Regions from separate parts of the Homo sapiens genome. Here regions 1 and 3 are each linked to region 2. Evidence: chromatin loops called from intact Hi-C (ENCODE). Cell type or tissue: B cell. All regions are shown on one strand. Links, peaks and the distances in the headings refer to the core of each region. The heading gives the core; the rest is flanking DNA. Region 1 holds the start of DNAAF4-CCPG1 (DNAAF4-CCPG1 readthrough (NMD candidate)). Region 2 holds the start of MNS1 (meiosis specific nuclear structural 1). Region 3 holds the start of LINC00926 (long intergenic non-protein coding RNA 926).

Region 1 (10,842 bases), core at 1,163-9,162, 970 kb after region 2:
CCATTTTCGCAATATTGATTTTTCCTATCCATGAGCATGGAATGGTCTTCCATTTGTTTGTGTCCTCTTTTATTTCACTGAGCAGTGTTTTGTAGTTCTCCTTGAAGAGGTCCTTCACATCCCTTGTAAGTTGGATTCCTAGGTATTTTATTCTCTTTGTAGCAATTGTGAATGGGAGTTCACTCATGATTTGGTTCTCTGTCTGTTAATGGTGTATAGGAACGCTTGTGATTTTTGCACATTGATTTTGTATCCTGAGACTTTGCTGAAGTTGCTTATCAGCTTAAGGAGATTTTGGGCTGAGGCTATGCGGTTTTCTAAATAGACAATCATGTCGTCTGCAAACAGAGACAATTTGACTTCCTCTCTTCCTACTTGAATACCCTATATTGCTTTCTCTTGCCTGATTGCCCTGGCCAGAACTTCCATTACTATATTGAATTGGAGTGGTGAGAGAGGGCATCCTTGTCTTGTGCCGGTTTTCAAAGGGAATGCTTCCAGTTTTTGCCCATTCAGTTTGATATTGGCTGTGGGTTCCTCATAAATAGCTCTTATTATTTTGAGATACGTTCCAACAATACCTAGTTTATTGAGAGTTTTTAGCATGAAAGGCTATCGAATTTTGTCAAAAGCCTTTTCTGCATCTATTCAGATGATCATGTGGTTTTTGTCTTTGGTTCTGTTTATGTGATGGATTATGTTTATTGATTTGCGTATATTGAACCAGCCTTACATCCCAGGGATGGAGCCGACTTGATCGTGGTGGATAAGCTTTCTGAGGTGCTGCTGGATTCGGTTTGCCAGTATTTTATTGAGGATTTTTGCATCGATGTTCCTTAGGGATATTGGCCTAAAATTATCTTTTTTTGTTGTGTTTCTGCCAGGCTTTGGTATCAGGATGATGCTGGCTCATAAAATGAGTTGGGGAGGATTCCCTCTTTTCCGATTGATTGGAATAGTTTCAGAAGGAATGGTACCAGCTCCTCCTTGTACCTCCAGTAGAATTCGGCTCTGAATCCGTCTGGTCCTGGACTTTTTTTGGTTGGTAGGTTATTAATTATTGCTTCAATTGCAGAGCCTGTTATTGGTCTGTTCAGAGATTCAAATTCTTCCTGGTTTAGTTTTGGGAGGGTGTATGTGTCGAGGAATTTATGCATTTCTTCTAGATTTTCTAGTTTATTTGCGTAGAGGTGTTTATAGTATTCTCTGATGGTAGTTTGTATTTCTGTGGTATCGGTGGTGATATCCCGTTTATCATTTTTTATTGCGTCTATTTGATTCTTTTCTCTTTTCTTCTTTATTAGTCTTGCTACAGGTCTATCAATTTTGTTGATCTTTTCAAAAAACCAGCTGCTGGATTCACTGATTTTTTTGAATGGTTTTTTGTGTCTCTATCTCCTTCAGTTCTTTTCTGATCTTAGTTATTTCTTGCCTTCTGCTAGCTTTTGAATGTGTTTGCTCTTGCTTCTCTAGTTCTTTTAATTGTGATGTTAGGGTGTCGATTTTAGATCTTTCCTGCTTTCTTTTGTGGGCATTTAGTGCTATAAATTTCCCTCTACACACTGCTTTAAATGTGCCCCAGAGATTCTGGTACGTTGTGTCTTTGTTCTTACTGGTTTCAAATAACATCTTTATTTCTGCCTTCATTTCGATATTTACCCAGTAATTCAAGAGCAACAGCTACTTTTTTTTACCAGTCATCACGTAGGGAAGAAAAAATATCTTCTCCTTCTACCCTTCTAAGTTCTTGACTGGGGCCTTTGTAAGAAAAGAGAGATTAACAATACAAAAAACATACAAATTTATTCAATATAAGTTTACATAACATGGGAACCTTCTTAAGGACATGAAGAATGGAAGAAATGATTAAACCTGAGCATTTTTATGCTAGGTTTGATAGAGAATGAAAAGTCATAGGAAAACCTAATAACACAAAGGATATGAGCTGCAATTCCTTCAGCTTAAAATAATTAATTTTTAAATATTTAAATTTTAAAAATTTAATTAAAGTGTCATAATTTGGGGTAGCATGTCCTGAACTCCATCAATAGAATTACCCTTGCTTTCTGAAAACACTCATACTATGGGGGAACCAAACCTCCTTCTCCTAAATTCTAAAACTGTCTTACTGAGACACCCCATGATGTGTGTTCTCTCTTGCTCAGTGAGCAATGAATTCATCTTGTTCAACCACAAATGTCCCTGTGTCTCTGGCTGAAGGGCATATTTCAGAGATCTTAATAGTCTTTATTATGCCTTTTGGTGAGCACCACTTCTTTTTTTTTTTTCTTTTGAGACAGAGTCTTGCTCTTGTTGCCTAGGCTGGAGTGCAGTGGCATGATCTCGGCTCAATGCAACTTCCGCCTCCCAGGTTCAAGCGATTCTCCTGCCTCAGCCTCCTGAGTAGCTGGGATTACAGGCACACACCACCACCTCTGGCTAATTTTTGTATTTTTAATAGAGATGGGGTTTCACCATGTTGGCCAGGCTGGTCTCAAACTCTTAACCTCAAGTGATCCACCTGCCTCGGCCTCCCAAAGTGCTGGGATTACAGGCGTGAGCCACCCCGCCCAGCCCAGTGAGCAACACTTCTTAATTTTAGTTCGTTTTTAATTTTTTGCCTCCCTAATGAGTGCTTTTTATGTTATATTTAAGAAATCCTGGCCCGGCGTGGTGGCTTACACCTGTAATCCCGGCACTTTGGGAGGCCGAGGTGGGTTGATCACGAGGTCAGGAGATCGAGACCATCCTGGCTAACACGGTGAAACCCCGTCTCTACTAAAAATGCAAAAAATCAGCCGGATGCGGTGGCGGGCACCTGTAGTCCCAGCTACTAGGGAGGCTGAGGCAGGAGAATGGCGTGAACCCAGGAGGCGGAGCTTGCAGTGAGCCGAGATAGCGCCACTGCACTCCAGCCTGGGCGAAAGAGCGAGACTCCGCCTCAAAAAAAAAAAAAAAAAGAAAGAAAGAAATCCTGCCAGGCACAGTGGCTCACGCCTGTAATCCCAGCACTTTGGGAGGCCGAGGTGGGCGGATCATGAGGTCAGGAGATCGAGACCATCTTGGCCAATACGGTGAAACCCCGTCCCTACTAAAAATACAAAAATTAGCTGGGCTTCGTGGTGCATGCCCATAGTGCCAGCTACTCAGGAGGCTGAGGCAGGAGAATCGCTTGAACCCCGGAGGTGGAGGTTGCAGTGAGCCGAGATCGCGCCACTGCACTCCAGCCTGGTGAGAGAGTGAGACTCCGTCTGAAAAAACAACAACAAAAAAATCCTTTCTTACTCCAATATCATACAGGTATTTTTTTTTTTAAGTTTCCATTTTTTTTTTTTTTTTTTTTTGAGACTCAGTTTCACTCTTGTTGCTCAGGCTGGAGTGCAATGGCACGCTCTCAGCTCATGGCAACCTCTGCCTCCTGGGTTCAAGCAATTCTCCTGCCTCAGCCTCCCGAGTAGCTGGGATTACAGACATGTGCCACCATGCCTGGCTAATTTTGTATTTTTAGTAGAAACGAGCTTTCTCTATGTTCGTCAGGCTGGTCTTGAACTCCCAACCTCAGGTGATCCGCCCACCTCGGCCTTCCAAAGTGGTGGGATTACAGGCATGAGCCACCACGCCCGGCCAACTTGACAAGTTTTTAAGGTATAATTCATTCAGAGTCTAAAAGTTTAGTAGGATCATGGTAGTCAGGAGAATAATTTCACTGCAGAGGTGTGTATGTGTTTAGCAAAGTGATTGCTAACAGATTTTCCTGAAATCCCCGACAGCACAAAGTATCCTTTACATTATTATCTTTCATGCATATAAAATCTCACATATTTCTGTATAGTGGGAGAACCTGGACTTTAACATTTTATATGAAAGAAATGCATAAACCCTGTCTTTAGAAGATAATGTAAGATTTGGAAACAATATGGTAAAAGTAGGAATAGAACAAAAGGGGGAAAATGACAAAAGAAATTTTTTTAAAAAAGTCCATGGGATTCGTGGGTTTCTCAGCTTAAAGGGACAAGGGAAAGCAAGTCTAGGATGACTCCCAGTATTCAAAGTTACCAGAAGCTTGAGATGATGAACTGCTAAGGTAGTGAGTGTGCCCTATTTTGGGGAAAAGATGGTTTTCTCTTCAAGTCTGTTGCTCCTTATCTTTCCTCAATGAATTTCTAAGGAGCATTGAAATTTGTGTGAAAGAAAGGCTTCCAAAAGTAAATAAGTTTAAAATCCAGGGTTTTGTATTATACTTTCAGATTTCCACAAAGGCCCAGTTTCTCTGTTTTTTTTTTAAAGTTAAAAAAAAGTTGAAAATCAAAAGCCCCAAGTGGGAAGTAATTTGTGTGTATCTAAATATTGTATACATTCACTGTTTTATCCCAGCAATTTATAAACTGGGTGTGCAGAAAGCAGCCTGGAGCAAAAACATTGTAATGGGAGTTAAGAGATCAGGATTTTAATGATGGTCTGCTACTAATCTATACGAAAATGGTTTGTGTATAGGTTTCAGATTCCTTAAATATGTAGAATAAGACTACATAATCTTCAAGCTTCTCTGCAGCACTTAAGTTCAGATTCTACTTAAGCACTTACGGAATGTGTCAGTGTAATTCCAATTTACCCTATTCCAGATTTGTAGCAAAGCATTTGTCAGATGAATCATAGGGTGGTTTCTCTTCAGTTTTCAAACTTTGGAGCAAAACCTATATAGGTGCTTTTGGCGGCCTTACAGTTAATAGGATTTGCAGGATACAATAGTTTTAGACAAGCTCCTGGTATGTGTTGTGAACAAACGTTTTCTGAAGAGGAATTTGGAGCAAAGCAACTATTTCAGGGAACAGTTTGCAAACTGGGGAGTTGAAGCCTTAGGTGTAAAACAAAGGTGCATTCCAGAGAACAAAGGGAGGGTTTGGGTTTTACAGCAAAAGTTTCTGCCCAGGTTCCCAGTCAGGTTCGTTTATACAAATGAACGATTGAACCGCACTTAGTTCTGATTGGTTGATACAGCTGAGCCCTGATTGGTTGAGGCAGGTGAGCCCTATAAGACCCAACACTCAACAGAGGTGTGGGTTTGGGGAGAACGCAGAGTCCATGTGTGACCTCTAGTAGGTAAATGACCACGTGTCTCTATTTTAAATTTAGACCCAGTTAGCCGCTCTGGATGTTGACGGATTGGCTCTTTCAGGTTCACATTTGTTCACAGTCTGTATGACCAAGAAATTTGCAAAACAGAACAACTAGCGCTAACTCTTAATAGCCTCAGTCAGAATAAACAGACAAGACACTGCACCAAGGGCGTATGGGCATTGCACCTGCTCCTCATGGGCTGCTTTCCCGAGCCTTATGCCCACAGCCCTCCTTAGCATTATCGCATTATGAGGCTGGAAGTGCTTTTTTTTTTCTTTCTTTCTTTTTCTTTTCTTTTTTTTTTTTTGAGACGGAGTTTCGCTCTTGTTTCCCAGGCTGGAGTGCAATGGCGCGATTTCGGCTCACTGCGACCCCTGCCTCCCGGGTTCAAGCGATTCTGCTGCCTCAGCCTCAGCCTCCAGAGTAGCTGAGATTACAGGCATGCACCACCACGCCCGGCTAATTTTGTATTTTTAGTAGAGGCGGGGTTTCTCCATGTTGGTCAGGCTGGTCTCGAACTCCCAACCTCAGGTGATCCGCCCGCCTCGGCCTCCCAAAGTTCTGGGATTACAGGCGTGAGCTAGCGCGCCCGACCCACAGAGTGCTTTTTTTTTTTTTTTTTTTTCTCAAGCAGAGGGTATGGGTCTACTTCTTTGAACATTCGCTCAGATCGTAAGGTAACCCCAAGAATCGGCATCACTCTCTGGTCTGGGCGCCTGGATAGTCACGCATGGAGTCCGCGAGGTGCTGGCGCCGGAGCACGCTGGGAACGCCGGGCTCCCGGCCGGCCTGACCCGGAAGGGCTGGCGCATGGTAACCCCAGCTTCCCTAGCAACCAAGCAGGCGCAAGAAGCAACCAGCCGCGCTATCCGCTCCCGTTGCTACCGGAATGCCTCTTCAGGTTAGCGATTACAGCTGGCAGCAGACGAAGACTGCGGTCTTTCTGTCTCTGCCCCTCAAAGGCGTGTGCGTCAGAGACACGGACGTGTTCTGCACGGAAAACTATCTGAAGGTAAGAATGCAAGTCTTGCCTGCCGGTCTCCGGGGGTGTGGTCCGAAGCTTCTGCAAGAGCGCAGCTGGGCACGAGCAACAGGCTCATCTTTGCCGATAAACGTCCTAAATTTTTAATCCTATTAAAAAAATGAATCCCATACAGGTAACACACCATCTGTAGACAGATAATCAGATCAGAGACTACTTTTATCCAGGGCTTCCTCATATGCCTTGCTAATCTTTCACTACCTGGCATAAATTTAGTGGGCCTTTTAGAAAGTTATTTTACCTTTTTCACGTGTTTCTTAATACGCGTGCTTAATTTGTGTAACTAACTTAGTTTCTGTTTTCACCCTTCTGCATAGGTCAACTTTCCTCCATTTTTATTTGAGGCATTTCTTTATGCTCCCATAGACGATGAGAGCAGCAAAGCAAAGATTGGGAATGACACCATTGTCTTCACCTTGTATAAAAAAGAAGCGGCCATGTGGGAGACCCTTTCTGTGACGGGTGGTAAGTTCTTTATTAAAAGATGTTCATCTGGTTGTACCTTTTCGGTTTCAGACCTTTTAAAAAATTTTATTTTGAAGCACCTATATTGTGTAGGGGAAGATAGATTTTTTTTTTTTAAGAGTCTTGCTCTGTCGCCCAGGCTGGAGTGCAGTGACATGATCTCGGCTTACTGCAACCTCTGCCCCCGGGGTTCAAGGGATTCTCCTACCTCAGCCTCTCAAGTAGCTGGGATTATAGGTGTCCGCCACCACGCCCGGCTAAATTTTTTTGTATTTTTGGTAGAGCGTTTTGCCATGTTGGCCAGGCTGGTCTCACACTCCTGACCGGTCATTAAGTGATCCACCCGCCTTGACCTCCCAAAGTGCTGGGATTACGGGTGCGAGCCACCACACCCGGCCAGATAGACTTTCCTTTTACTCTCCAAGGTTCAATAGCTGGGTCTATAAAATAAACTAACAACAGAAGGATTGACAGAAGAAAATGTATAGAAATTTATGAATTTTTAATATTAGTGCTTGAGGGCATCACAGGGAAAAAAGTGAATACCCCCCAAGCGGTGAGATTTGAGAGTTTAGGGACTGTCTTAATAGGGGAAGGGGGAGGGGATGTAGGCCGCTTAGAACAGGAAATGATTTTTAGGAAAGATGAATGGATCCTTAGAAGAATAGATAGGAAATGTGATAGCTTTTAACAAAATTTGTCAGAGTGTGGTGTTGACTTGTAGTTTCCTTTTCTGGGAGAATAGTCAATATTCCCTGGTTAATGAAACTCCAGGGGAAGAGATTTATGACACTTGGGTTCCTTTGGAAAATCTGTTTTTAGGCAGATAAGAGGAGTTCTGGCAAAACCTCTCCCTGCATTTGCTGCTTTCAAGTGCCTTTAACTCAAAATGATCGCTATATGAAAGCAGCATATTTTGGGGTGGCATATCCTGAACTCATTCAATTGCTGTTTTAGAAAAAAAAAAAGGCTTATGAGCCTAATTTAAGTGATACAGTGCTTCAGCAGCCATTTAAATAAACCTAAAGGCTGAATTAGTCAAAGTTAGAGCACATTAAGCAGAAGATGTGGGCTCATGTCTTAAGGGTAAGCCCTCCTGATATATAGCCTTTATTGAGTACTTAACTTTGCGTTAGGTGTTAACATGCCTGTAATTCCATGAAACAACCTGTCACTTAGGTATTATTACCCTTTTTTTACAGGGGAGGCTACTGACATATGGAAAGTTTGAGTAATTGGCAAAATCACACAGCTAGTGACTGGCAGCCTGGAACTGGAGCCTTAGCAGTTTCACTCTAGAGCAGATGTTCCCAACCCTGGCTACATATTTGAATCAGCTATGGAATTTTAAAATAATACTCTAATCCAGTGAAATCAGTTTCTGGGAATAGGACTCAGGTGTTGGAAGTTTTGAAAAGCTTTCCAGGAATTATAATGTGCAGCCAAAGTTGAAATCCCCAGTTGTTGTTTGTTTGTTTGGAAAGACAGAGTCTCGCTCAGTCACCCAGGCTGGAGTGCAGTGATGCGATCTCGGCTCACTGCAACCTCCGCCTCCCTAGGTTTAAGTGATTCTTCAGCCTCAGCCTCCCAAGTAGCTGGGACTACAGGCACGTGCCACCACGTCCAGCTAATTTTTGTATTTTTTAGTAGAGACAAGGTTTCACTATATGTTGGCCAGGCTGGTCTCAAACTCCTGACCTCAAGTGATCCACCCACCTCGGCCTCCCGAAGTGCCGGGATTACAGCCATGAGCCACCGCGACCGGCCTGACATCCCCAGTTTTAAAGCTAGTTCTCTGTAGTCTTATTAAGCTAGTTGTCAGTGCTTTGTACTAATACCAAGATCAGCTTCCATAGTCAGTAATTGTCCTCTACTGCTTTAGCCCTGTTTTCCTCCTTCCTTCTTTAGTTGTCATGTTTTCTAATACTTTATGTTTACTGCCTGGAATTTATTTTTTTTAATTTTGAGTTTTTTAAGAGATAGAATCTCACCCTATCACCAACGCTGGAGTGCGGTTGGTGTTACCATAGCTCATTGTAACCTCAAACTCCTAGGTTCCAGCAATTCTCCTGCCTCGACCTCCTGAGTAGCAGGGACTACAGGTGTGCACCAAAACACCTAGGTAATTGTTTTTATTTTTGTAGAGACAGGGTCTCACTATGTTGCCGATAGGTCTTGAACTCCTAGGCTCAAGTGATCCTCCCACTTTGGCCTCCCAAATGCTGGGATTTCAGGCGTGAGCCACTGCACCCAGACTACTGCCTGGAATTTCTTTTAAGCCTTTGGCATTAAGCCTTGAATATGGACTCTTGAGGGTAGAAAGAGTTGCAACCATTCTTTCTATCAAGGCTTTCTTGGTATCTTGTAGTGGAATTTAATTTTTAATTTCCAAGACCAAGGTAGAATTTATTTTTCTAAGATCGGGTATTCAGCTCAGAGAATACTGGTTAAGGTAGGTTAACATAGCCAGTTTACTTAATTTTTTTTTTTTTTTTTTTTTTTTTTTTAGTGAGCCCCAGACTACCTAAAGAGTTTTAAAGAATCAGGTTCCTGTTTTTTGACCTCTTACTTCCTCTGTGACTCAGTAAGTCTATGTTGGGGCCTGAGGATGTCATAACACACCCAGTCTGTTTTGACTTCTTACCTAAAATTGAATATACATTTATTTTGACTCTTGTAAATTAACTTTTTCTGTAAAGGACCAGATAGTATTTTAGACTTCACAGGCCATATGGTCTCTGTCATATCTATTCAGCTCTGCCATTGTAGCACAAAAGTAGCCACAGGTGATTCATATTTATGGACAATGAAATTTGAATTTCATCTAATTTTTAAATGCCACAAAATGTTATTTTGATTTTTTTCATCCATTTAAAAATGTGAAAATTATTCAAGGCTTGTGGGCTGAGGGGAAACAGGTGGCAGGTCGGATTTGGCCCATGGGTCATAGTTTGCCAACCTCTGATTTAGACAAATCAAAACAGTCTTAAAACTGACTTAAGCTCAGCGCAGTGGCTCATGCTTGTAATCCCATCACTTTGGGAGGCCGAGGCAGGTGAATCACCTGAGGTCAGGAGTTTGAGACCAGCCTGGCCAACATGGTGAAACCCTGTCTCTACTAAAAATACAAAACTTCGTCAGGCGTGGTAGTGGATGCCTGTAGTCCCAGCTACTTGGGAGGCTGATGCAGGAGAATCGCTTGAACCCGGGTGGTGGAGGTTGCAGCGAGCTGAGATCTCACCACTGCACTCCAGCCTGCGCAACAGAGCGAGACTCCATCTCAAAAAAAATAAAAAATAAAAAACCACTAATTTATATCACAATGAACATTGATTCTACTTCAGAAACCAGGTTTGAGATTCCTTTAGAAATCAAACTCAGTTTGCCGGGCGCGCTGGCTCACGCCTGTAATCCCAGCACTTTGGTAGGCCGAGGCGGGCTGATCATCTGAGGTTGGGAGTCCGAGACCAGCCTAACCAACATGGAGAAACCCCGTCTCTACTAAAAATACAAAATTAGCCGGGCATGGTGGCGCATACCTGCAATCCCAGCTACTCAGGAGGCTGAGGCAGGAGAATCACTTTAACCCGGGAGGCGGAGGTTGCGGTGAGCCGAGATTGTGCCATTGCACTTCAGCCTGGGCAACAAGAGCGAAACTCAGTCTCAAAAAAAAAAAAAAACAAGAAAGAAATCAAACTCAGTTTTGCCAGGTTACAGTGGCTCATGCCTAAAGTAATCTCAGCACTTTAGGAGGCCAAGGTGGGAGGATCATTTGAGCCCAGGAATTCAAGACCAGCCTGGGCAACATAGGGAGACTTCACCTCTATTAAAAAAAAAAAATTAGCCGGGCATAGTGGCATGTGCCTTATAGTCCCAGCTACTTGGGAGGCTGAGGTTGGAGGATCACTTGAGCCCAAGAGGTGGAGGCTGCAGTAAGCCATGCTCATAATGCTGCACTCCAACCTGGGTGACAGTATGTGATCCTCTCTCAAAAAAAAGAAATCAAACTCAATTTTACTTGCAATTCAGTGGGATTATTTATTTAACCATTTTTTTTTCACATAAAATATTGTGGAACTCCAGTTTATACACGTAGACTGTCTACCTCATTATTCAGACTCTAATTTTTCTCATTTTTTCTGGAAATTCCTTCTTGATACACTCTTTATTTCTATTAGACATGGAGTATTTCATTTGGGAAGTTAATGTTCTTCCAG
Region 2 (10,842 bases), core at 1,628-9,627:
TATTAATCAAGTGTTTTCCACTACATTTCCTTACGCGCTTTGTCGTCTATTATGAAGGCAAGGTTGTTACAGAACTGCTAGACTGTTCTTACCTGTTTGGTCTTTCAGTTAATTGATTCAGTGTCTCTTTCTCTTTCTCTGTCTCTCTCCCTCCCTCCCAGACATCTGTCAGCAGTCCAACAGTCCAAGCAGGGTCCAAGGACAATGTAGACAGCCCTGGGCCTCTGCCTTACTTCCTGTGCTCACAGCAAGCTTAGCCTCTTTGGCTCTCCCTCCTTGGTGACCACATTCTTTATCTGCTGTTCCCCATGGAGGGCAGCTGTGTTCCTCTTTTTCCCTAGGACCTTAGAGTCAGTGCCCAGCTTCTGAGTGCCCAGTTATTCTCCTTTCCCAAGATGCTGCTGCTCAGGTTTTCCACAGTTTGCCTCTTCTGGGCTGGCCCCTCTGGCCCTCCAGACACACTTCTCTAGGTACATAGCTGATATGCCACAATTTAATTAGCCATTCCCTAAACACTGCATGTTTAGATCACCCATTTTTGTGGTGTTTTGTTTTTGTTTTTTTGCTAAATTAGAAAATTTTGCAATAAATAAAATCGTGCCTTTAGTCGTTTAAAATTTTTGGTCTGGTTAAGTTTTCACTAGAAAAATTGCCATAAATATATCAAATGTCATCAAATTTGGTACCTTTTTAAAGTTAAGAAATGAAAAAAATCCATATAAACATAGTTTACACATGTATATATCTCTATATAAATATAGGTATATATGTATACTTTTCTTTTTACCAATAAGAGCTTATATAATTCAGAAGGGGATTCCTCCACTCTTCATGATGAATTTAATATGGTCATCTTTACTTCACCGCTAGCCAAATTACAGTCTCTGTGCATCATATAACAAATTCCTAATGACATCACAAGTTATTTGACATCACAAATTCTGTATTCCATTCCTATATACATAATATGTAGATGCCAGTCTTCTATTTTACTACTCATTTACAAATAGTGGCTTTTCAATAAAATTACCCAGGTAAATTTTTATTCATATCTACAATGAATAAGCATTCTTTCTGTGTAGTGTTCTCAACCCTAGAAATCAATATATTACAATTCTGTAGTTCTTTCTCAGTGTTATGCTAGAATTCATGAAGTCAGCAATCTCCTATTCCTGTAGACATAGTGAAGATGCAAGAGCAAAAGTGAAAGTGAGAGACGAGGAACGAAAGACATCCACTAAGCCTGGGTTTCAGTGAGCTCACCAACCATTTCTTCATGTCTCTTTACCCCTAACAATTATTTAGCACTTGATCACATCATCACACAGTCCATATGATTCCCAGATTATGGTGGCTAAAATATCCAGAAACAGATTTTCTTGTCTTAATGAAACAATCAAATTCAATATATGGAAGTTAGCCTATTCTGCATCAACCAGAAAGTAGTCACTTCCTAACTGCATATGACAGACAGAAAAAGTACTAAAGGAAGTTATATACAATGAAACCATTAAATGCAGATTTGCCACAAGGCAAGATGGTAATACTTGAACATTATGAAGTGCAGAAACTGCACAAGCACATTATATTTTAAACACTTCATCTATTTAACAAACTATGTACCCTCTTCAGCTAAATAAGATGAATTGAGATTCAAGAGGCAGCACCATACTAGCAAATCTCATCCTAAAGGCATCCATTAATATAAATCAACAGCAGCAATTTGGTTTGATCACTTATTTGCAAGAATCATTAAGGTTTATTAGCATAATTGTTCCCTCTGGGATTTCATGTCGAGAAAATGAAGAATGGCATTATCAATATTTAAAAGATAAGTGTGTAATGTTCAGAGTATTTCAACAGTCATCTGCAGGTGGTGTCCAGCTGCAGCAAATTAGATTAGATTTGGGCATTTTTCTGAACGAAAGAAAAATTGTTTTGTTCTAATTGCTTTATTTTATAAAGCAATACCATTTCGTAAATAATTTTTACTGTATAGCTACACTTAACAGTGCACATCTATTAACATGCTTTATTTCAGATCAGCAACTCTGTTAAGTTCAACCCTGTTATATTGTAACTACTGGGGGACATTAATCAGTATAATTCATCATCCATTATAAGGAAAAGCTCCTTCCCCTCAGTACTCTAGACATTTTAGTCTAGACTTGTAGGTAAAAAGTTGTTTTCTAGAGGGAAATGAACGAGAAGACTTCCTTGTAATGTTGGGAAGGCATAAGTCCTCCCTTAACAATGAAGTATCATTTATGATAGTAATAATTTATTACTAGAAATAATATTTAAATGTAATAATTGTTTTTTAATAATGACATGCAATGGAATGTTATTTAGTGATAAAAATAAATGAGCTATCAAGTCACATAAAGATTTGCAGGAACCTTTAAATGAGTTTTGCTAAGGGAAAGATGCCGGTCTGAAAAGGCTACATACTGTATGATTCCAAAGATACGACATTCTGGAAAAGGCAAATCTATAGAAACAATAGAAAGATTAGTGGTTCCCAGGGGTTTGGGAGGAAGGAGTGAGGGAGAAATGAATAGGTAGAACACAGAGACTTTTTAGGCAGTGAAACTATTCTGTATGATACTGTAATAATAGATATATGACAATATGTCTCAATTTTCTGACCTCAAGCAACCTTCTTGCCTCAGTCTCCCAAGTAACTGGGATTACAGGTGCAAGCCACCACTCCTGGCCAGATACATGACATTATGTATTTCTCAAAACCCACCTGGGAGCAGTGGCTCATGCCTATACTCCCAGCACTTTGGGAGGCCAAGGTGGGTGTATGACTTGAGGTCAGGAGTTCAAGACCAGCCTGGCCAAACTGGTGAAACTCCGTCTCCACTAAAAATACAAAAATTTGCTTGTAGTCTCAGCTACTTGGGAGGCTGAGGCAGGAGAATCGCTTGAACCTGGGAGGTAGAGGTTGCAGTGAGCCGAGATCATGTCACTGCACTACAGACTGGGCAACATAGCCAGACTTCATCTCAGAAAAAAAACAAAACAAATCCTCATAGACCTGTACAAAACAAAGAGTGAACCCTAATGTCAATTACGAACTTAATCATATTAATATTGGTTCGTCAAGTGTAACAAATGTACTACACTAATATGTAATGCTAAAAATAGGGGAAATTGTATGGGTGCGGTGGGGAGGAGAGGTGAGACGGGGAATTCTCTGTATTCTGTCAATTTTTCTGTAAACCTAAAACTGCTTCGAAAAAGGAGCAAAGTCTATTAAAAATGTAGTAATTGTTAGGATAATTTTTTAAAGGTTAAAATCAGCTAATTGTTACAATTGATTAAATTTGTCTTGGATTTAGGTCAATATTCTGGCCAAAAATCTTTTTCTCAGATTACCTATGAAATTATATGAATCCTTCTACCATATCCAAGGGTATACTGGAAATGAGGAATTATAACTGAAGTTCCCTTTAGAGACGAAAGTCTTCATTTCGAGAAGTAAACAGTAAAAAACATACATGTTTGCTGAAATACTTTGCAATGTCACTATTTCACTATTAGGAATTAACAAATTAAACCCCACACTCTATTGAATGTGTTATACCCTGTTCAACCCTGAACCCATGCCTGTCTCCTGTCTCTTCTATACAGTGCCCAACCCTTTGCGGAGATGGATATGCCAAGAAGAGAAATTTATAGCAGGCTGCCTGCTTTGCTCCATTCCAGATCAATTTACACAGAACACCCAGAGGGCAGGTTTACGCCTTCTCTCCATTTCTCTCAAACAGTGATGGCAATGAGTGGAGTACTAGAGACAACATAGATATGCAACCACGGGATAAATGACCAAAGGACAGAGAGACGAGCGACCTCAGTTGTATGATGGAACCAAGAGAAGTCGCTGATTTTTAGTTGTTTTGATCTGGTTGTAAGGATGGGGTGACAACTTCCAAGCTTTTACACGTCAGCACTGAAACTGCAAGTCCCATTTGTTATTAATCTTTAAGCAGACATATTGCTACAGAAGACGGACTCCAAATTAGAATAACACAAAGTTATACCACTAATCACCTTATACAAATATTTTAGTGTTGACAAGATTTCTCTGAATGTATCATTTCTAAAATCAGTATATCTAATTTCTCTGATCCATTATCATTCTTAAACTTCCCATTTAAAATGGACTTTAGTGTCTAACCTGCCTATGGAATGAACCAGATCAACATCCTGCCATCATGTAACGTGCTCTCTCTTGGTACCTGGACCACATAGCAGAGTAAGATTCATGTGGCTCATAGATTTTAGTCCCAAAATTTACCAGCAGCTTCTGCGGGGGGGGGGGGGGGGCGGGGGGGTGAAGTGAAGGCTGCTGGAAGCTCGTGCTACCCTCAGTGCCTCACAACCCAGCAAAGGGGACAGCGACCTGGACTCCCATTGCTGAGGATTAAACCAGTCATCGTCCCTAGCAGAGACCTGGCTGACTAGGCACTTAGTGTGCGGGATGCTCCATGCGTGGAAATTTCCTTCGGCTCCATGCATTAGGCAGTAGTTTGCGTATTTCTCTGTGCGCAGTCTCCACAGTCCCGAACTTGGCTCCCAAACCCACTGAAACCACAGTTCGGCCGCTGGAGGGAAATCGAGCTTCCCTAGCCCACTGCAAAGTGCTTGGGTCAGGCCACAGTCTGAACTTCCCGCTTTTCTAGTTTAGACCTATAGAAGTAGCCCTCCTGCCCTGGTCCTAAGAAGCTCAATGCCGATTGTATCTTATCGCGTCCAATGGGAGGCCACGTTCTGCGTGGGTCACTTTTGGTCGAGCGGAGGGCGCGCAGCTCCACCGTTGCCAAGACGCCGCGTAAACACCCGAGCGCGCGCAGCCAGGTGCGCTCCTTGGGGCTGCTGGCTGCTGCGTTTGCGGCGGGAGGTGGTGGCCGCGGTCCCACGAGAGGGGGTATTTTTCGTCAGCCAAGATGGTGAGCCAGTTGGGGGACTTGAAACTACTTGTTTATTGTTGATTTAATTCTAGTTTGGCGCTCATCTGCTTCTAAAAAAGGATTTTAAGTGCTTAATCTGGTCATTAATTGGGGAACTTGTATTTGCTTTCGGAGGCTTCAGGTGCTATTAGAAGGGACGCTCGCGGTGGTTTCCAGCTTTTTTGGCACTTTTCGCATAGTGTATTAAATACATCTTTAAATCTGCCCAATAGAACCTCTGAAGAAATAAGTAGATATAAAAGTGTAGGAGAAAGCGAATTGATAAATAGCGGCGAATTGACCTATTACATTTATGTTAGGAAAATCTGACCAGCTTCTGAACAGCACTTTATGGCCCTGTGGTGGTAGTCGTGGTGGTGGTGGTGGTGGGTGGAATGAGGGGAGGAGAAATTCCCTGGTGGTAGTAAAGATCTGGGTCTGTAGGGTGCGATTAATCCTAGCACAGCTATTTATTAGCTGCAGAACCTTGGGTAAAGTTACTTTTCATGTTTCATCTATAAAATAGGTAATAATAACAGTACCTATTTAATCGATATGTGAACATATTTACCACGTTTACTTTTTATTCGGTATACTCCTTTGAATTTAGGAAGGAAGCCAGGCTCTTCGTATCCTTTCTTACTAAGGTTTATATCAATACATTTTTTAAAATTAGATTTTGGAATATCAAAATATGCATCTTTTTTTTTCTTCCATCGTAGGGTTCCAAAAGGAGAAATTTGAGCTGTAGTGAAAGGCATCAGAAATTAGTAGATGAAAACTACTGCAAAAAATTACATGTCCAAGCTCTAAAAAACGTCAACAGTCAAATCAGGAATCAAATGGTGCAGAATGAAAATGATAACCGTGTTCAGCGCAAGCAATTTCTCAGATTATTACAAAATGAACAATTTGAGTTGGATATGGAAGAGGCCATTCAAAAGGTAAGTTTTACTATTCATTGTTACTTTTTTTTTCATTTTGCACCTTGGAAACGATGAAAGTCAGCTGTTAATGCTGGAAATGAGTAGATAAACAACAGCAGCAGGTAAGTGATGCCTGATTGTGCCTCAGCTCGGTGTAATCGTAAAGACCTGGGTTTCTGGAGCCGGCCTGTCTTTGAATCCTACTACTGCTATACCTTAGCTACGGACCCTTGAGTAAGTTGCTTTTACTTTTTTTTTTTTTTGGATGGAGTCTTGCTCTGTCGCCCAGGTTGCAGTGCAGTGGCACGATCTTGGCTCACTGCAACCTCTGCCTCCGGGGTTCAAGCGATTCTTCTGCCTCAGCCTCCTGAATAGCTGGGACTATAGGCGCGCAACACCACGCCTGGCTAATTTTTTAATTTTTAGTAGAGACGGGGTTTCACCATATTGACCAGGCTGATCTCGAACTCCTAACCTCGTGATCCGCCCGCCTCGGCCTCCCAAAGTGCTGGGATTATAGGGGTGAGCCACCGCGCCCAGCCTGCTTTTATTTTTTATGCTTTTTCTATAAAATGGGGAATAAGAATAGTACCTCCTACTTAGGATTGTTTTAATAATGAGTTAATACATGCAAGACTCTTGGAATAGTGCCTGGTACAGAATAAGCACTCAGATTTTTTTTTAACATAAATATGAACTCTGTAATTACTACCAGTTTTGTTCATGTAAGTACAATTGTGTTGCCTTTCATAAATTTCTAAAAACAAAAATTTAGGGGTGCCTTTAAAAAATTTACTGAAATTAATGTATACATTATTAAGTGGTAGAAAATGAACCCTTAGGTATATCTCAACATTTTAAGGGATTAAGGTGGTAGAAAAGGGAAACTAATAAGAATTGAGACATGATAGAAGTGAATTCTCATAAATATATAAAAGGTATTCTGATATGTCAGTAGTTTTTGAGTAGCTGCTGTATGTTAAACATTTTGGAGGATTTTGTGGAGAATAACAAAAGCAAATTTAAAAAATGATATCCACCCTTCTGTGTTCCAAATTCAAAAGCTTAGATATGATTTTTTTTTTTAACTCTGAGAAAGCACATCTTAGGGGTTGGATATTTTTCCTATTCTTATTATTTTCTCTTTAATTTGAAAGAATATCCCAGGTATCACACCAACTCTTTCCTACATAGTTAAGTGTACATCTAACAAAATATGGATGTTTTCTTACATGGAGTACCATAATACTATTATCTCACCCATTCCATAAACACATTTCTGTGATTGTGTCAAAAATCTGCTTTTACAGTTGGTTTGTTTTAACCAAGATCCAAGGAACATTCATACGGTGTATTTGGTGGTTATGTCTGTTTAAGTCCCTCTTAATTGAAAACAGCCCCTCCTTCACCGTGTTTTTCTTTTTTGACTTCATGTTTTTAGCTTGCTAAACTAAGCCAGTTGTTTTATCCAGTAGCCCACATTCTGAATATACGTGTTTGCTTCCTCATGTTCCTTTAATTTATTTCCCTATCTGTTATATTTCCTCTAAATAGAACCTAGCCATAAAGACACAATTAGATTGCGGTCCACCTTTTTTGGCAAGAATACTCCATAGGTGATGCTGTCTTTGTCATTGTGTCACAACAGGGAACACATGAGGTCTGGTTGTTCCACTTTTAGTGATGCCAGTATTGATCAGTGGGTTTAGGAAGACAGTCTGGTTTCTCCACTGTAAAGGTTCCCATCAAACTTTCATCTGTGGTTTCACAAAAGAATTTTTTCTTTCATTAGTGGTTACAAAAACTGATTTTCTGATTCTTTTATTCCTTTCACATTTAATTAGCTGAAATTCCTCTGTAAAGAACTTCACCTTGGGCCAGCACAATTGCTCACCCATATAATTCTAGCACTTTGGGAGGCCAAGATGGAAGGATCTCTTGAGCCCAGGAGTTCAAGGCTGCAGTGAGCTATGATCTTGCCACCGCACTCCAGCCTGAATGACAGATACCCTGTTCCCCTGCCCCCACCCCACAAAAAAAAAAAAAAAAAAAAAAAAAAAAAAAAAAACAACAACAAAAAAACACTTTGTTATTGACTAGGGTTATTTATTCTTACTGAAAAAGGAGACAGTTAATTTTCAGAGTAAGGAATTGGTGTCCTATTTTCTTCCATTGGTGTCTACCTATGTTGTGGTTGTTTTTAAATTTTTGTTTTATTTAGTTTTTGACTTTGTCTCTTTTTAAAAATACCTTTATGGACTCATAGATATTTATGTACTTAATTGCATTTATTATTATTTTTGATGCTCAAATTATCTCATCCTTGGCCAATGGATGCCCTTTTATATTGCCTCTGTGTCGTTTTTTTTTTTTTTTTTTTTTTGAGACAGAGTCTTCATCTGTCTCCCAGGCTGGAGTGCAGCCGCACCATCTCGGCTCACTGCAACCTCCGCCTTCTGGGTTCAAGAGATTCTTCTCCCTCAGCCTCCCAAGTAGCTGAGATTACAGGCCTGCACCACCATGCTAGGCTAATTTTTGTATTTTTAGTAGAGATGGGGTTTCACGATGTTGGCCAGGCTGGTCTTGAACTCCTGACTTCAAGTGATCTGCCTGCCTCGGCCTCCCAAAGTGCTGGGATTACATGTGTCAGCCACTGCACCTGGCCCTCTGTGTCCTTTTGACAATATTTCCTTAATCTTTGATACCTTCCTTGCTTTTTGTCAAAACAAACTGTTCTAGGCTTGTGATAATTTTATGTGTCAACTTGACTGGGCCTTGGGGTTTCTAGGTATTTGATAAAACATCATTCTCGGTGTTTCTGTGAGGTTGTTTTGGATGAGATTAGCATTTAAATCCATAGACTGAGTATAAAGCACATTGCCCTCCCTAATATAGGTGGGCCTCATCCGATCAGTTGAAGGCCTGAATAGAACAAAAAGACTGACCTTCTTTTGAATAAGACAGAATTCTTCATGCCTGATTGCCTTTCAGCTGGGACATTTCCTTTTTTTCTAGTCATTGAACTCAAACTAAAACATTGGCTCTTTCTGGGTCTTGAGCCTGCTGGTTCTCAGGCTTTAGGACTCAAACTAGAACAAAACCATTAGTTCCTCAGCTTGCCAGCTCACCTTGCAGATCTTAGAACTTGCCTGCCTTCATAATCACTTACTCTGGAGAACCCTGACAAATACAAAATTTCTCTCTTATATTTTTTGTCCTACACCTGGAATCAGCCATTGTGCCAGGAAGCGCTGTTATCATTTAGTGGAAATAATATTTCAAGAAAACTTGGGTGCTAGGTTTACTCATAATTCTTGGGTTATCATTGCTTCCAGGTTTTTTCAGTGAACAAATCTTGGAAATATGCATATTTTTAACTTATTATTTTGAGATAAGTTTAGATTTATAGGAGAGTTGCAAAAACAGTGTAGAGAATTCACATATACCCTTCACCTGACTACTTCTTAACATCTTACACAGATGAAAATCATGGAAAAGTTATCAAAATGGAGAATTTAGCTTTCATGGAATACTGTTAACTGTGAGATTTATTCAGATTTCATCAGTTTGTCCACTAATGTGTTTTTGCTACTTGAGGACCATAGATTGCATTTAGTTGTCATGTATCCTTAGTTTTTAGCCTTGAGAGGAATGTGGCTATGTGTCCTGAGTCACATAGCATGCTGCTACAACTTCTGCTTTTCCAATTACAGATTAAATCTTCCTTATTCTTGTTCTGTAAATGATTAGGAAAGACACCAGAGATAAGACCCCTCAAGATCATTACCCTTTCTCATGGAATGTTCCTTGGAATGCAACTAATTAAATTGCTATAATATGTATACTGACCTTATATGGAAAATGTTGCAACCCTGTTAAGCTTCTCTGTCTCTGCCTATATAAGTGAAACCTTAACTTCCCCACGTTGGAACAATGACCCATTATTTTGGAGTTTGTGTTTCCTGAGTGGCTGTCCTCAAGCTTTGCATTTGAATAAACTATAGTCACATATATATATATATATATATATGTATTTTTTTTTTTTTTTTTTTTGAGACAGAATTTCGCTCTTGTTGCCCAGGCTGGAGTGCAATGGCGCAATTTTGGCTCACCACAACCTCTGCCTCCCGGGTTCAAGTGATTCTCCTGCCGAGGCCTTCCAAGTAGCTGGGATTATAGGCATGCACCACCACACCCAGCTAATTCTGTATTTTTAGTAGGGATGGGGTTTCTCCACGTTGGTCAGGCTCGTCTCCAACTCCCAACCTAAGATGATCTGTCCTCTTCGGCCTCCCAAAGTGCTCCCAAAGTGGATTACAGGCATGAGCCACCGTGCCCAGCCAGTCATTGTTTCTTCTCCAATCTTTGTCTCCTCTAGTTTGTAAGAATTCTTCACTTTTTGCTGTCTTTCATGACCTTGACAATTTTGAAGAGTACACGTTAGTTGCTGTAGTAGTTTTCAATTGCTAAGTAACGAATTACCACAAACTTAGCTGCTTAAAACAACACCCATTTATTATCTCAGTTTCTGCAAGTCAGAAATCTAGGTGTGGTGTAGCTGGGTACTAAATATATTCCCAAGAGATAATTGAAGGCATATATCTACATAAAAACTCATACACGAGTGTCTATAACAGCATTATTCATGACACCCAGAAAGTAGAAACCCAGATGCCAGTCAGCTGATAAATGGATAAACAAAATGTGTTACATCTATACAATGGAATATTACACAGCCATAAAAAGGAATGAATTACTGATACATGCTACAACACGGATGAACCTTGAAAACATTTTGCTAAGTGAAATAAACCAGATACAAAAGGCCACATATTGTGTGAATTCATTTATATGAAATATCCAGAATATGCAAATCCATGGAGACAAAAAATAGATAAGTAGGTGCCAGGGGTTGGGGGAAAAGGTGAGAGGAATAGTAAGTGACTGCTAATAGGTTA
Region 3 (9,196 bases), core at 1-8,000, 840 kb before region 2:
CCTGGAGTTTGACCTCGCTTAGTGACTGGCTTCTGATGAATAAAATGGGGAAAAGGAAAAATAGTAACTCCACAGTGGAGACAGCTGGCAGGCACCACCTGAACCAAGAGATCAAGGTTAACATCAGCAGCGATAAGTCCCATTGGTACCATGTACCTCTCGAATAATGTGATGAGAAGGACATTTCACCTCTGTGTGGCACCCAGAAGCATAACCCCAGTCTCATGGCAAAACACCAGACACACCCAAATTGAGGGACATTCTACAGAATCCCTCCCTGTACTCTAATGTCAGAAGTCAGGCTGGGCGTGGTGGCCTGCGCCTGTAATCCTAGCACTTTGGGAGGCCGAGGCAGGCAGATCACCTGAAGTCAGGAGTTTGAGACCAGCCTGGCTAACATGGTGAAACCCCATCTCTACTAAAAATACAAATTAGCCAGGCGTGGTGGTGTGCGCCTGTAATCCCAGCTGCTTGGGAGGCTGAGGCAGGAGAATCATTTGAACCCGGGAGGTGGAGATTGTAGTGAGCCAGGATGGGGCCACTGCACTCCAGCCTAGGCAACAGAGTGAGACTCAGTCTCACACAATAAATAAATAAATAAATGTCAAAAGTCATGAGAAAATGAGGAAAGATTGAGAAATGATCACAGACTGGACACATCCAAAAATGCAACCTGGTATCCTGCATTGGATCCCGGAAATTGGAAAGGACGAGAGTGTAAAGAACGGTGAAATCTAAAAAAAGTCTGTAGGTTAGTTAACAGTAACATACCAATGTAAATTTCTTAGTTTTAATGAGTGAATCATACTCACCTTCAGAGGGGAACTTGCCTCCTCTAGACCCCAGTGTTGGCAGGAAGGGCACAGAGCTCCCTGGGACAGCACCCCTTTTTCCAGGGAATCAACCAGCCATGGTTTTTGCTGAGCACCCCTACAGTCTCTCTGGGCAAGGTGTAGTGATACATACTAGGCAGGAGATGGGAAGAATTTGGCGTCGAAAGATTCTCCCATCTCATCTACAGCCTTTTTCGTCACTATTGAAAATGATTTTAAACTTCGAAAAATAAATCTAATTTATTTAGTTAGTATAAATAATCTAATGTATTTAGTTAGTCCAAATAATGAAATCCTTATTCAATGATTGAGGAAACTTTATGGCCCCAATCCACATCCACCTCTACCAACTAAAAAGTGTGGTTTCTGCTTCTCAGTAGCAATGAGGTCTAAGCCAGCATTTCATCCGAGCTTAGGTTCCTAACCTGCGTTTGGCGTGGGAAGAATTCAGTGGCAGGTTAGAATGCCAGGAGACGGGAGAGCCACAGGCAGGGGTAGAGAGGGGACAGTCAGGACTGGGACACCGCAGCAAGTTCCCTGAGAAGGGAATGAACCTTCCTCCTCATTGCTCCAGAAAGGAACATGGAGGAGCCTGGAAAGGTGGGACTTCTGGCTCCGGGGTAAGCGGGATCAGATATTAGACAATCTTACTTTGATTGGATTATTTTCCCATTCCTAAACCAATCGCTGCAGCTGTGGGGATGAGGCACTGCATAGCTTAGATGTGGAGGGTGTATTCTGGGGCCAAGGAGCAGGATCAGAACACACAAACCATGAAGACAGAGGTGGGTCCTGGAGGGATTGCTGCCAGAAGTTGGGTGGATAGATACGGGGCAGGCACAAAGCAACCACAGGAGACAAACTGCCAAGATGAACCTGTCTCGTTGGGTCCAAATACCTGCTCTTCCTGGATCCATGCATGCACCAACGCTAGGACAATCAGAGGGACAATTCGTTGTGCAATGTAAACAGACAAAGAGTCTTTTCGCATAGTGACACCCAGAGGATGTGCTTACAGGAGGCTCAGCTTGGTTGTGTACAGGGTCTCATTGTCTTTCAGATGCTCCCTCTGCAGGATCTGAGGGCCCCTTCCCTGTGCCCATCCAGAATAATTGGCAAATCCCTGGTCTGGCAAGAAAAGGTAGGACTCAGCAGAGGAAAAGGAGTTGGAGAAAAGAGGGTGCCATGAAGGAGGGGTGGGGGATGAGGCAGCCATCCATGGAAGCAGCCCTGCAAGCTACGTGCCAAGGACACCAGGCATTGTGGAACAGGGTATAGGGCCGACTCAACACACTCACCACCGCCCTGCCCCAGGCAACCTGTATGGGCCGAAAGAGATGACTTAAACTAGGAGTAAAGTACCAAACTGTACATTCTTTTTACAGCCAGCCCTCTGTATTCATGGATCATAATATTCAGATAAAAAAATGAATGATAGCATTTGTACTGAAGTTGTACAGCCTTTTTTTCTTGTCATTATTCCCTAAGCAATACAGCGTAGCAACTACTTACATAGCATTTACATTGCATTAGGTATTATAAGTAATCTAGTGATGATTTAAAGTATATGGGAAGATGTGTGTAGGTTATGTGCAAATACCATACCATTTTATATCAAGGACTTGAGCATCCATGGGTTTTGGTGTTCACAGGGCTGGGGGTGGCAGTGTCTGGGATCAATCTGCCATGAATAGCAAGGGACAGCTGTACTCCGTGTGTGCTTGGCTGGCTAACACAGGAATATAATTTAGCAAAGAACTCTCTTCTCCACCAGAGAAGACTCACACCCATGAAGAATGAAGATTGAAGATTTGAAGATTTTTCTTGTAGTATAGTAACTTTGTGTTAACCTATTTCCCATCTCCCATTACACTGTGATTTCCTTGGGGTAGCCTGTTATCAGCCAATGCCATGTGGGGCAGAAGAACTGCCCATCTGAGCCCTGCCTGAATTCCTGAACCATAAAATCATATTAAAAATGATTTGTAATTGAATAATTGATTGAATGAGGGAATGGACATTAAACTGAGGATTACCTGGAAAATCTGATTTATTATCTGATTTCTACCAATGGGACCCAGGGTCAATGGCTGGAGGAAGCTTTTAACATCCTACCAATTCAAAGGGACTCCTGTCTTGGTGAGAGCCTCCAAATGGGTTGATTGAGAATTCAGTGCAACTTAGCAAGTATAAGAATCCACGTACAGTGGAGGGGTCCCTGCTCTAAAACTCCCACCACATTGGGCCCGCAGTCCCCCAGACCAATATTTGTGATTGCAAAACCACTGCTCCTATTATTAGCATGACTGGCTCTGTCACCACAGTCAGGTCCTCCCTGACTTGGGCCCTCTCTGGGTTAACTTCTCCCTCCTTAGGTCCCAGCATCCTGTGTCCTCACCCTGGAGAGCATATGCTACAATACCTTAAAATTTCTCACCACCTTCTTGGCCTCTACTGCTGGTCTGAGTGGTGGCCATCTTCAGATCTCCTTTGGCACCCAGTACCCCACATGTTTTAGGGATGAGGGAGAAGAAGCAGGGGGTGCCAGAGCTCAGCTTCAGCTCTTCCTGGCAGGGAACTGGAGCTCGAGACTGAAATGTATTTTGTTACTTTATTTATTCAGAGATGGAGTCTCGCTCTCTCACCCAGGCTGGAGTGCAATGGCGCAATCTTGGCTCACTGCAACCTCTGCCTCTGAGGCTCAAGCGATTCTCCTCCCTCACCCTCCTGAGTAGGTGGGATTACAGGGGCCTGCCACCATGCCCAGCTACAATTTTTTTTTTTGTTTTATTTTCTAGGGGAGATGGGGTTTCACCACGTTGGCCAGGCTGGTTTCAAACTCGTGACCTCAAGTAATCCGCCTGCCTTAGCCGCCCAAAGTGCTGGGATTGCAGGCATGAGCAGCCGAGTCTGGCCTATTTTGTTACTTTAACTTATTATGAAAGTTTCCTAATGCACATGAAAGTAGGTGAGAATCAAAATTAAACTTTCATGTATCTTCGTCTAGTTTCACTAATTATCAACATTCTGACATTCTCACTTTGTCTACCATGTACTTTTGGCTAGAATATTTAAAAAATAAATGACCAGTATCATATGACTTACCCGTAAACACTTCAAAATATGAGCTTGAGATGTAGAATCACTGATTTTGGGGTTAAATGAACCTCAAAAGTCCTCCTGTGTTCAAATGGGCCTGGGCTTGGAAGCTCTGCAGTGGGTGCCCGGCTCTTGGAGACCCCGGCCACAGCGGGAGGGGGATACAACGTGGATGCTGGAATCAGCTCTCTGCCTGGATCCTGGGAAAACGCCCCCTGGAGTGATTGGCTTAGTTCTTCTTGGGCCCATCACAGTTCATCCAAGTAATCCACTTGCTTCCTGTTCTCCAACTCCTCTGTCACGTGCAGCCATTTCATCTTCACACCACACCCTTGTGATTTAGGGAGTATCATCTCCATCACGCCTGTAATCCCAGCACTTTGGAAGGCCAAGGAGGGCAGATCACGAGGTCAGGAGTTTGAGACCAGCCTGACCAACATGGTGAAACCTCGTCCCTACTAAAAATACAAAAATTAGCTGGGAGTGGTGGCGGGCGCCTGTAATCCCAGCTACTCAGGAGGCTGAGGCAGGAGAATTGCTTGAACCCAGGAGGCGGAGGTTGCAATGAGCCGAGATCACGCCACTGCACTCCAGCCTGGGTGACAGAGCGAGACTCTGTCTCAAAAAAAAAAAAAAAAATTTCCCCCACCCCTTATTATTTGCATATTACAAGCAAACCAGTTTATGCTCGGAGAGGCTAAGTGACTTGCCCAGGGTTACCCAGGTAGTGGAGGGAGAAGCAGAATTCCCACCCAGCTCTGCTGAACTCCGATGCCCTAGCTTGCCTGGTGGCACCCACAACCGGCCCTCAGTGTCCACTTCTGAGTTTAGCCTGGGCAAGAGACTGGTCCATAAACGACTTCCTGCCCAGTGGTAAACAGTGGAAGGCAGGCTCCTGTGTTTCTCGTGGTTGGTGGTAATCGCTGCTTTTGCAAAGTGGCTTTTGGGGAGGAGAGGTTTTAGGAAGTGTGTTAAATGAGGGGGGAAGTGTTACTTGGGGGTTTCCCAGCACTCAACACGCACACTGCAGGGGCTGCCCTCCCCCGCAGCACACTGGGAGAGCCTGTCCTCCAGCGCTGCCCACGCCCGGCCGTGGGTCTCATTCCCCACTGGATCTCCTGTCTTTGATGTCAAATATACCCAATTCATCTCTTTCATATCACTACAAAGGAGCCTCCTAATTACTCTGTTTAGACAGCCTCTTCTCCAAATATTAAACATTTGGTCTTCCCAGGCCCCCCAAGCATTTAATATCATCAAGGTTGTTGCGAAATCCACTTTTCCCCCAACTGGTGGGCAGATTCCTTTCTCTCTCCATTCCCAGCCTCCCTGGGCAGATCTGGACAAGTCACCCCACATATTCTTTTCCCAAGCAGGCTGCCCTTGGGACACAGCCCTTTTCTTCTGGTGAGAGGGTCGGAGCAGTGGGGTGGACCTTGAGCGTTTTCTTGAATCTCAGCCCTGTTGGGAAGCCCTGGAGAAGCCTTGGGGAGACCCAAGGACTCAGGGGTGACCTGTCATGCCTGACGCAGGTATGTGGGGCATCTCCACCTTTGGTGGTGGCAGGCCCAGCACCAAGTCCAGAACGTTTGCTGGCTGGTGGGGAAACAGAGACTTCCTGGTTCCAGATCAGAAACTGCCTTGAGTAGCTGCATCTCTCCAGACACCAGATGCTCGGTACCTGAGGCTCCCATAGCCTCTCCTCCTTCAAAAGAAAGAAAGAAAAAAAAAAGCACTCTAATCCTGGAACCCGTCCCCATCCCGAACCTCCACGGCCTTGCCACCGCTTCCTTAGGTAGAGAAGTCGGCTCACATTTCTTCCTACTCAACAGCTGCTAGTGTTCGCCCTTCTAATGCCTCCCTCCTGGTCCCATGGGCCTTTGCCAGCTGATGTCATGGCACAGTGCTATGTCATAGGTCTGTGCTATGCTCCCTGTTCTGCTCTCTCTTCATGGTGTGGCTGGTCCCCAGAAGGACTCTGTGGCTTGGGACTGCTCCCCAGACATCCCTCCTGTCTCCTCATGGGCCTTGTTGCTCTGGCTGAGCAGAAAACAGCCTCCCCATTCCCCCGGCCCCACACCAACGCGGGGGTCAAGGAAGGTTTCCAAAGGGACATTTGAGCAGAATCTTTTCCTTCTCTCCTTCCCTTTCTCCTTTCCCTGCCTTCCCATCTCCCTTCCTTCTTTCTTTCAACTTTTTATTACGAAAAACTTCATTTTCAAAAGTAAAGTGTATAATGAACCCCCATTTACCTATCTCACCCAGCATCAATGCTGATAGACCGGGCCAATCTTGTTTCCTCAAAACCCCCTAACCCCACTACCCACCCTCCAACAATGGATGGTATTGAAGCGGATTCCAGACAGCGATTGTATCATTCTCTCTGTAAACACTTCAGTGTGTATCTCTAACAGACAAGGACTTTTAGAGAAACATAACCACAGTATCACATCTAAAAATATAAACAGTAGTCCAGTCAGTGTTCGAATTGTTTCATAACTGCACTTTTTAAAGTGGCTTGTTTGGATCAGGATGCTGAGCAGACAGACTTGAAGGGATTGAAGGGTGACACATTTTGGTGTGGGTGTGGGCTGGTGGTGGTGATGGGGAAGCACATTCTCACAATTCTTGGACACTTGATTGGCCTACTGCAGACAGCAGGGATTCCCTTTTTTTTTTTTTTTTTAGACGGAGTCTTGCTCTGTTGCCCAGGCTGGAGTGCAGCGGCATGATCTCAGCTCACTGCAACCTCCGCCTCCTGGGTTCAAGCGATTCTCCTGCCTCAGCCTCCTGAGTAGCTGGGATTACAGGCAGGCACCACCATGCCTGGCTAATTTTTGTATTTTTAGTAGAGACAGGGTTTCATCATGTTGATCAGGCTGGTCTCGAACTCCTGACCTTGTGATCCGCCTGCCTTGGGCTCCCGAAGTGCTGGGATTACAGGCGTGAGCCACTGGCCAGGACTCCCAATTTTTATTAACCTCTACTGAACTCATTTTCACAAATCATTGCTCAGTTGTTTCCCTGGCCAATTGAGACTCAGGGGTATGTCACTTCCTCCAGGCAGCCTTCCCTGCATCCTGGCCCCCAGTCAGCCCGGGCAGGTGTTCTTGTTCTATAACTGAGTTCACTGTCTTTCCCAGGTGACACTGTTTGTAGCTCCCTATAATAAGTCTTCCTCAGGGGCAGCATGTGCGAGACACAGTCGGGTCTATTAGACATGTGCTACTGAATAAAGAGGAGGTCAGCCCTCATCCATTTCTGATTTGCTGCCCTGTGGGTTTGCTTTCTTTAGGTGGGTTAGGAAGTGCCTCCTATGTGCCATGCATCTCTGAATTCTTCAGTTAATTCTCACAACCGTCATGTAAGCTGATACGATCATTAATTATCCCCATTTCACTGAAGAGAAACCGAAGCTCAGCATGGGTAAGTTGATTGGCCAAACCTCACAGTTGCCACATTGAAGGTCCCTCCTATCTCCTATTGCCCTACCCACCACCAGGGAAGAGCCATTTGAGCTGCTGGTCCTGGCTGGAACATTCTAGAAAATGCCCACAACAGAACATGATGGCTCCTGCCTCTCAGCTGCAGGAAGTGGTTCCTTTCACTATTTCTGCTCAAGTCTCAGGGCCACTACACCCTCCCCATCCAACCTTTCTTCCCCAGCCTATTGGAGCTGAACTCTCCCCTGCTTGCATCCTCAGCCTCTGGTGGCTAAGCAAGCCTAGAGCAGGTACTTCAAAGCCTCCTGCTTAATTGTGCCTTCCCTGCCCATCATTAGGCAGAGAGTAAAGCAAACAAATTAAATGCACATTTTCTTCTGAAACCCTTGCAGGATGGCACTGGCACCGTCCTCGGTGTTGTTTGTGCTGACGGGCTGGCTGCCCAGCTTTGGAATGGGCAGGAAGCACTCTGGTGCTGGGACATGCTTACCTGTTTCTTCCTCCTCCACCCCTGGACAGAAGGTCGGTGGTTCCTGGAGAAGAATAGTTCCTTTGTGTTTTCTTTCCTTTCTTCCTGTGCCTAATTAGGAATTATGCTTGGGAATCAAGCTAATTAATCTCTGCCAGTTCAGGGTGAGATCAAGCTGCTCGCACTATCAGTGTTGATCAATAACTCACTGCTGAAAGAATTTGAAAAACAACCCCGCTCCTTTCAGCACAGGCTTTAATGAGGAAGAGGTGGGATGGCCCCAGGGGGAGACCTGGAGCAGGTAGGCAGAGGATCGTCTGGTGAAGCTACTACCCATTGCCTTCTGCATGTGAGAGGGCCCCCCGCAGGCAGGGCTTTCTAACGCCCAGGCCCAAGCCAGGGGTGGGAGCTTCATTATTGTGCTGCCTTGTTGTGTAACCCAACTTGTCTTGAACTGCTGAGGTTGGTCACTGGGAATACTCATAAGATGGTGGAAAACATGGCCAATGGCTGGGTTGTATTTCAGGACAAGGTGACCCCTCTGGCTTACTGATCAGAGGCCAGCCAGAAGCCTGCTCCCAACACTAGGCTGCCACCTCAGCCCAGCGACGACCAAATATCCAGGAGAAAAGATGCAATCTTGCAGGAAATAGAGCTGCAGAAGGCCCGGAGAATGAGAGAAAGCAAAAAAGCCCATAGGGCTGCAAGGGACAGGGGAAGGAAGGACCTCACCCTGGGAGTAGGAAAAAGGTGGTCTGGTTAGAGTTTGTACAAAATTTGTGCTGTGTCTTGGGGTCCTCATGGCCTAGGCAGGTATCTTAGTGTGTATTCTGATGCTATGACAGAATACCTGAGACTGAGTAATTAAAAAAGAATAACAGAAATTTATTTCTTATAATTCTAGAGGCTGGAAAGTGCAAGACGGAGGGGCTGGCATCTGTTGAGGGCCCTTGTGCTACATCATCCGTGGTGGAAGGCGGCAGGGCAAAACAGCCTGGGAGGAGAGCCCTCATGACCTCTTATTAGGCAACCCCCCTCAACACTGTTGCATGGGGGATTACGTTTCCAACATATTCGAACTGTGGCAGAAGGTTAGATCTTCAGAGATATAGAGATGGCCCTTGCCTTTAGAGGGAAAGATGCAGTTGTTTTTCTTCCAAGGAGACTATCAAGAAGCCAGAGAACCAAAAACAGTGATAACTGAAAAAGAACTCTAGGACTGAAGGAACTTAGGATGGTTTTTAAAATTTTGGAAGTCCCAGCCTATGTTGTATCAAATAGATTTAAAAGTTTTTTTTTTGTTGTTGTTTTTTATTTTTTGAGACTGAGTCTCACTCTGTAGGCCAGGCTGG

What was found. A loop is a pair of places that touch in the nucleus more often than their neighbours do. Peaks named below come from ENCODE experiments on the same cell type or tissue, not always from the same donor. Only the 100,000 strongest peaks of a DNase experiment are listed, where the experiment ranks them.
Region 1: it touches region 2 in a loop (18-fold over the local background); 1 of 110 quality-filtered maps calls a loop at or near these places.
Region 3: it touches region 2 in a loop (4-fold over the local background); 1 of 110 quality-filtered maps calls a loop at or near these places.

Annotation. Positions count from the first base shown.
Region 1 is chr15:55,493,495-55,504,336 of GRCh38, reverse strand. It overlaps DNAAF4 (dynein axonemal assembly factor 4), which reads left to right. Exons shown (of 10, transcript NM_130810.4): 2 at 5,753-6,130; 3 at 6,478-6,625. The coding sequence starts at 6,008. DNAAF4-CCPG1 (DNAAF4-CCPG1 readthrough (NMD candidate)) reads left to right here and starts at 5,753. Exons shown (of 16, transcript NR_037923.1): 1 at 5,753-6,130; 2 at 6,478-6,625. In B cell, for the core only: no CTCF peak of the experiment used is centred there; a DNase peak (open chromatin) is centred at 6,006; H3K4me3 peaks cover 1,181 bases; H3K27ac peaks cover 863 bases.
Region 2 is chr15:56,459,086-56,469,927 of GRCh38, reverse strand. MNS1 (meiosis specific nuclear structural 1) reads left to right here and starts at 4,791. Exons shown (of 10, transcript NM_018365.4): 1 at 4,791-4,958; 2 at 5,681-5,902. The coding sequence starts at 4,956. It also overlaps a transcript of TEX9 not described here. RefSeq lists an enhancer at 1,239-1,288 and a silencer at 4,612-4,861. In B cell, for the core only: no CTCF peak of the experiment used is centred there; a DNase peak (open chromatin) is centred at 4,877; H3K4me3 peaks cover 1,280 bases; H3K27ac peaks cover 814 bases.
Region 3 is chr15:57,295,667-57,304,862 of GRCh38, reverse strand. It overlaps LINC00926 (long intergenic non-protein coding RNA 926), which reads right to left and starts at 4,498. Exons shown (of 3, transcript NR_024433.1): 1 at 3,939-4,498. RefSeq lists enhancers at 5,837-5,956, 6,439-6,488. In B cell, for the core only: no CTCF peak of the experiment used is centred there; DNase peaks (open chromatin) are centred at 4,092, 4,782, 5,692, 5,802 and 3 weaker places; H3K4me3 peaks cover 5,875 bases; H3K27ac peaks cover 8,000 bases.